Regions from separate parts of the Homo sapiens genome. Here region 2 is linked to region 1. A link is a contact called in ENCODE Hi-C or POLR2A ChIA-PET data. All regions are on one chromosome and are shown on one strand. Each heading gives the region's core, a stretch centred on a gene start or an enhancer-like site at or near the end of the contact. The rest is flanking DNA. Distances are from core to core; before and after follow the strand shown.

What was found. Hi-C counts contacts between places; a loop is a spot of excess contacts on that map. ChIA-PET counts read pairs that join two places held with the same protein, here RNA polymerase II (POLR2A). Pooled maps may share reads with other maps.
Region 2: a pooled map shows a loop between it and region 1 (2.2-fold over the local background). The contact joins two enhancer-like sites. A Hi-C loop is called at or near these places in 2 of 50 pooled maps. POLR2A ChIA-PET finds 5 or more read pairs at or near these places in 3 of 52 experiments (OCI-LY7, activated CD4-positive, alpha-beta T cell and activated T-cell).

Annotation. Positions count from the first base shown.
Region 1 is chr2:54,866,032-54,869,711 of GRCh38, reverse strand. EML6 (EMAP like 6) reads right to left here. Exons shown (of 42, transcript NM_001039753.4): 14 at 2,828-2,946; 15 at 345-531. Among named protein-coding and RNA genes, the nearest start is that of EML6-AS1, 120 kb to the right of the region's middle. Within about 2 kb of position 2,116, at least 3 of the 41 ENCODE cell types and tissues checked have a DNase peak (open chromatin) inside an H3K27ac peak, as active enhancers do; they include OCI-LY7, where a contact is called at or near this core.
Region 2 is chr2:54,754,254-54,757,933 of GRCh38, reverse strand. All of the region lies in intron 2 of EML6 (EMAP like 6), which reads right to left. Among named protein-coding and RNA genes, the nearest start is that of EML6-AS1, 5.0 kb to the right of the region's middle. RefSeq lists an enhancer at 2,153-2,222. Within about 2 kb of position 1,978, at least 2 of the 41 ENCODE cell types and tissues checked have a DNase peak (open chromatin) inside an H3K27ac peak, as active enhancers do; they include OCI-LY7, where a contact is called at or near this core.

The DNA.
Region 1 (3,680 bases), core at 867-3,366:
CAATAAATATTTATTGAGTACCTAGGATATACTAAATCCTGGGCATACAGCGAGGAAGTATATAAAGCTGCTCCTTGACAAAACTTTCACCATTTTAGTTTTAGCTGGTCCCATTCATAGATCTCATCATTCCAGGAAAAGAACTCCTCAGAGGTCTCCCAATAATGCTAAAATGCTTTGCTTGATTCTCCCATGATCTTGGAAGGATCCAATGATCATTCAATCTTCACCTTCCCATCTCATGTTTATTTCTACCAAGCATTTCTTGAATTTCTAATATGTAAACTGAATTCAAAAATTAAATTCTCTTTTTGGCTAGGCCCTAGTTTACAGGAGATAGATACCTGCCCAGTAGCCACATAGTCCTTCACTGGATGGATGGTCAGGCTGAGAATGTCGTCATCGTGCCCCAGGTACAGCCTCTGGGAGTGCTGCTGCCGATTATACACGACAGCAACTGCAGCAATGTGGTAGACTACTTCTCCAGCTTGTGTGTAGAACAGATTGTTTCTACAGTCGTAGCCTCTATAACTGAAGCACAGGTCCAAGAAATGCATAGTGGTTGAACAAACAGCAAATGCATGGAGCAGGAGGTGTCAGAGGCAAGGCTAACATATTGACGTGAACATGTACAAGTGGAACCCCAGGTGTCACATAGGACAGCAATGTTTAAATGAGGATATGTGGCCGTCTGAGGGCATGAGATGACTCTCAAAAAGGCACATGGGCACTGAACATTGTAACAGAATCTGTTAGCAGATCCTCAGCTGTTGTGTGCGCTTTTTCTTAAAAACGATCATCTGAGAACACATCTGTGATGAGGCACAGGTATTCCTTTCCCATCTCCCCTCTCATAAATGCCTTCCGCCCACTGCAGAAAGCCATTCCTCTCCTCCATCTGGAATCCTATTACACTGTATTACTCCGGGACACAGACCCTTCCAGGGGCACCAAAACAAAGGAACAATTCAAAATACAAGTATGCATGTTGAAAGAAAACAACTCTAATGACTGGCTAAGGAATCCTGCAAATCAAGTGATTTCCAATTCTTTGCTTTCAACAAAATTGTACAGAGACTTAATGGAATTACCAGCTGAAAGATTATTTTTTGTGATATATCAAAATCAAATATGACTTTTTTGGCCTATCACAGGAGTCTGAAGAATTGAATAACATTGCTATAAAATGGCCTCCATTCTTACCTAATTATTTAAGAGAATAAACTTTCTCACTGCTTACATCTATACAAAAATGAGAACTGAGAATAGACTCAATATTAAACTTTGTTACATTCTAACAGTAAGTAATATAAATGCACAGATCTTGCAACTGAAAACCAATCCATCATATTAAAATAATTTCCAACAAAATTTTTCTGTGCTTAATAATTATATGTCACAATTAGTAATATATTCATGTTGATTTAGTCGACTTTACTAATAACTATAATTCAAATAAACTGTTAATGGAGCAACACTAACAGAAAAATAACATGATCCTCCTAATTAAAAATTTGTTGCCATATTAGAAAAAAAAATTTATTTCAGTAACATTTTAAACCCAAAACACATCTAAGATATTACTATATCAACATGTAATCAATATAAAAACTTATGAGATATCTTACATTCCTCTTTTCATAGTAAGTCTTCAAAATTGGTGTGCATTTTACACATGCAGAACATCTTTTTTCAGAATAGCCGTATTTTAAGTGCTCAGTGACTGTGTGTGGCTAGTGGATATTGTATTGGGCTGAGTTAGAGTCTTAGGACCACAGAAAAATTTTTTTTCTTGCAGAGGGTATGACATGGTGACAAAGGACTCTCAAGCATAAAAAGATTATGTTAGGGTAAAATTTTATGGGAAAATTAGAATGGAAATGTGAACTTAGGTAGAAATATGAATGATGTAAAATAGCTTCCTGTTTTAGAAGGACTTCTTCAGGTATTTTTTTTCCCCTTTTGGGACAGGGCCTCACTGTTAACCAGGCTGGAGTGCACTGGCAAGATCACAGCTCACTGCAGCCTAGACCTCCCCAACTCAGGTGATTCCCCAACCTCAACTTCCCTCCTGGGTAGCTGGGACTAGAGGTACACGCCACCACATCTGGCTAGTTTTTTGTAGAGATGAGATTTCACCATGTCTCGAACTCCTGGGCTCAAGCAATCCACCTGCCTCAGCCTCCCAAAGGGCTGGGATTACAGGTGTGAGCCACTGTGTCTGGTCTCACATATTTTTTAAGTTGATCATAGTGAGAATCAAACATTTATGGCATTTAGGTTCCTTTGCATCCATTTAAAGGACTGATGTATTCATAATACAGATAGTATCTTCTCAGCCATTTAAACCGACATTAAAAAGTTTTAGTTGTCTACTTAAAATATGCAAGGGTGCATATAATTTTACAAAATTCAAAATTATGTTGGGCACATGTGCAGAAAATATTTGAAGAAAATACTGTCCTATGGTGGAGCCAGCAAAACACAGCAGGGGATTAGGGGAAAGGAGAAAGAGGAAGTGAAGATGGTGATGAGAAAGAAGTGCAGCAGCAATGAGCAGCAGCACCCTTTAAGTCATGGAATTATATGAAGTCTGAGAAATCTAGAGACAATCACACTGTGATGGCCACAGAACATCAACGAGGGAAGTGGATAGAGAGTCACACTTAAAATAGCAACCACAGGTACAAGTGCACATTGCAGAGAAGAGCTAGCCAGGAGGAGGACGACACTGAGGGGAGGGGATCCCTTAAGCCTGGTGCTAAGGTTGGTGACAGCCAGGCAGAGACAGAGGAACACATACGGGCGCCCATGACAGGCCACCCACCCGTGTATGAACTGGAGTTTCAAGCTGTCCTCAGGAGCCTTTTCTCGTTTGAGGAAGGGCACTGCGTGGTTTTTCTCTTTACTTTGTTGCTTTAGCTGAGGTAGATCTTCTTTGTAAACCTTAAAGTACAACAGAAACATCTGGGTGAGATGCCTTTCATCAGGTTCCAAAAATATCAGCATCTTGACATTCTTGTAAAATCTTTAATTGCTTCAATAAAATGTCTTTGAAAACTTAAGACATGAGAATGAATATTACTTTTTCCTAATGAATAAAACTAATATGAACTATTTTTTAAATAATTGGGATTTTAAAATAATCTTTCTTGATTTGTTACTGTTTTCTTAATGTCTAGAAAATATATCAGTAAATTTTAAAGGAAATTAAGTATCAGTAAAATATAAATAAAATAGTTTGTTTTATTTCTTCTAAGGCCAGAAATCTCTTACTGATTCTGACAGTTGAAAAATGTGGACCTCATGAGTCATGACAATTTTCTCCTGAAATCCCTCTTTGGAATCACATTCACTTCATAGCTTCATGCATCTTAACAGATCTGAGATACAGAGCAAAGATCAATCTTGGTCTAACTTGGGACCTAAAACGTGCTGCTGATTGTACCATTTAAACGCATATAAAAACCCATCTGTTGTTTACTGTGTATTTATACTTTACTACCAAGAAATGTCCATTTAACAGGTGGAGAATCAAATCCAATCTAGTAATAATTTCTCATCTTCATCAAGTTTTTATTTAATCAAACTCTTTTAAAAATCATAAAATATAAGGCCCCTGTTTAGGATTTGATCAAAAATCATTTGTAAAAGGTCAGAAGAACTCTCACTACTGTTTT
Region 2 (3,680 bases), core at 729-3,228, 110 kb after region 1:
GAAGAAAGGATAAAGTATGCAAAAGAAACCTTGAAGAAAAAAAAAAAAAAAGGAGCTGGAAAGCAAATGAGTAAGTGGTGACTGATTTTAGAACCCTAAGAAATCTAAGCCTACCAGGGCGAGGGTGGGAGGAAGAAGGGGGAAGTCAGAAAGAAGCAGCCAGCTCACAGCCGGAAACCTGGAAAGGCTCAGGGCCTTGCAGATACATATCCTGAAGGCTGGAGTGGAGGGAGGGGGTGAAAGTAGGAGGACTAGTTGAGAGCTTGTGTAAAGAACAGTGAGTCCACCAGAATCCTCCTCTCACCCAGCAGAACTCTGGAGATTTACTCTCTGGGGCTGCCCAGCTGAGGAAAGCTCATACAGGAAGTTAAGTGAGTCGGCGGCCTTGTGAACCATAAAACCTCTCTCCATTTTACTCCTGGAACACTTGCCACCAGGTATACTGCATACCCCACGGTCACCCCCAGGCAAGAGATTGGAGGTTCCTTTCTGGGGAAACTGACCAACACAAGAGAAAATGCCCCTCCATCCTGACATTGTATTACAGCATCCTCCATTGCAAAGGCGGTGCACCACCTTAACACCCTATGGTGAAACCACTCATCAACACTGCCCCTCATATAGAGCTCCCAATTTGCTTTCAGGGGTCTTGCTCTTAAATACAAAGAGAGCCAAAGCCTGCCCAACATCTGATGAAAGCCTTGAACCTAAAAGTTAAAGACCAATACAAATATACAGGAGAAAAAGGGAATGCTGAGGTGACAGAGAAAAGGAAGGAGACATAAGGGAGGGACATAATTAATATACTCAGAAAAAAGAAAAAATATGGCAATATATTGAAACAAGAAGGTATAAAAAAGAAAAATTCAGTAAATTTTTAAAAAGCATTTTAAAATATAAAATATAAAAATAAAAATTCAACCGATTTGAATGACAAAATAGAAAAATCTACCAGAAAATAGAAAACAATAATAATAAGGAAAATAGGATTACAATTACAGATCCAGGAGGTCTCAAAACTACCAAAAAGCTTTGAAGAAGAAAGAGCAAAGAGAATGGAAAGGAAGGCAAGAAAACATTCCAGAACTGAGACTCAGGAGTTTGTAGGTTGAAAGGCCCAAAAAAGGCAAGATCAATGGATGGAAGACCCAAACAAAGCCACATTATTGTTAAATTTCAGTATGCCAGGAATAATGACCCAGAGTATCAGAGAAAACCACAACAAAAATAAATTAGAAATCCTACCTTTTAAGAAAATAACCCCAAATCAAAAAAAAGGCTTTTTGTAGAAAAAAATGCTCCTGAGAACATCATTTATAAAAAGGAAAATATAAACTTAAAAAAAGATTTTTTTAAAAAGGAAAATAAAAGAAACACCCTACTGCCCAAATACAAGAGAAATGGTTCAAGAAACTGCTGTGTATGACAATATAAAATCAGGACCAAAACCCAAACTTGTATAAACAGCATGCTCACAGACATAAAAACATAAGCACATTAAAGGAAACAGAATGAATATCCATTAAAATGTTAACATTTAGACATCCACTCTGTGTTGGACAAAGTGAATTTTATTCTACCAACCTTTCCATTGAGAACTTCTATAAAAGCTAGATAAAATTAAAGAGCACAGTCGATTGAAGACACTGATGAACAAACCAAAGCAGGAGGAATTTTAGGGGCAGGGATCCTGACAGAAGAGCAATGCCCTGAACATTAAAGTAAGCCCTAAATTTCACCCACTCTGCCTCCTTGGGGCATTTACCAATTTGCAGTGCAGAGCCCAGAGGGTAAGCAGAAACTGCCACCTATCGCTCACGGCATTCTCACTGAATGAGAGAAACAAAACTTAGAATTCAGGGCTTCCAAGGCAGCCTAAACTTAAGGAAGAGGGCCAAGATCCAAATTAAAAATGGTATGGCAGAGAGGAAAGTCCAACCCTCTGCATACAATTTCCCCTTAAGGTATTTGCCGATTCCTAACCAGTACATACAAGAAGGAAGAGCTTTCTTAGCCAAGCAGAAAACAGCGGTTAAGAGGTTAAAAACCTAAGCAGAACCACCCTGGGCAACATGATGAAACTCCGTCTCTACTAAAAATAGAAAAATTAGCCAGGCGTGGTTGCCTGCACCTGTAGTCCCAGCTACTCAGAGGCTGAGGTGGGAGGATCGCTTGAGCCTGGGAGGTGGAGGGTGCAGTGAGCTGAGATCACACCACTGCACTCCAGTCTGAGTAACAGAGCCAAACCCTGTCTCGAAAAAACTAAAAAATTATATTTCTATATACTAGCAAAAATAATTAGAAAATGAACATTGAAAGTATACCATCTGCAATAGCATCAAAACCCATCAAATACGTAGAGATGAACATCAAAAGATGGATAAGACTTCCTCCAGAAAATTATAAACCATTACTAAGAGAACAAAGTAGAGGGATATATCATTTTCATGGATTGGAAGACTCAATATTATAAAGATGTCAATTCTCTCCAAAGTGATTTATACAATCAATATAATCTCAATCAAAATATCAGCAGGTTTTTAATGGAAATTGACAGATCAATTCTAAAACTGATACAGAAATACAAAGGACGCAGAATACTCAAGACAACTCTGAAGAAGTACCACAAAGTCAGAGAGGTTATATTCTCAGAGTTCAAACTGCAGTAATTAAAACAGCGTGGCGTCAGTGCAAGGATGAAGACTAATGGATCAGAATGGAATCCAGAAACAGACTTATTAGGGCTGCCTGATTTATGACAAGGTTGCCACTAGTTCAATGGGTTAAAAAATGATCTTTTCAATAATAGATCTGGGTTAACTGTATATCTGTATTTAAAAAACAAATTGCTAATCATGACCATCTCATAAAATCATTTCCATTGGATCACAGACCTAAATTTTAAAGGTAAATCAATAAAGTTTCTGGAACTGTGGTATCCATTGTGGTAACCACTAGCTACATGTGACTAACTACATTTAATTTTGAATTAATTAAAATCTAATAAAATTTAAAATTTAGCTTTCACTAACCACATTTTAAGTGGCCAGTAGCCAAATGTGACTAGTGGGCTACCACTGGACAGTACAAACATAGAACATTTCTGCACTTCAGAAAGTTCTACTGGACAGTGCCGTTTTGAGAAGATTACATAGGAAAATCTTTACATAACCCTGAATTGGGGAAATATTTCATTAACAGGACCCAGACAGCACTAATCATAAAGTAAAAGATTGATAAAGATTGATAAATTGGACTTCACTAAATAAAGAATGTCTGATCATCAAAGAATACAAATGCAAGCCACAGAATGGGAGAAGATATTTGAAATATAGAATTGACAAAGTACTCATATCCAGTATATATAAATAACTCATATATATCAATAAGAAAAAGACAGGCAACCCAGTTATTTCAAATGGTCAAAAAGACCTGAAGAGGCACTTCACAAAAGAGGGTATCAAAATGGTCACTAAGCACATGAAAAGGTGCTTGTACTAGTTTCCTATTGCTGCCATAATAGGAAATTACCATGAACTTAGTGGCTTCAAACAACACAAATGTACTAACTTACAGTTCTGAAAGTCAGGTGTCCAAAATGTGTCTCAATGAACGAAAATCAAGATTTTCAAGGCTGACTAGTGGTCAGATTTTCAAGACAGGTGCAGTGGCTCCCACCT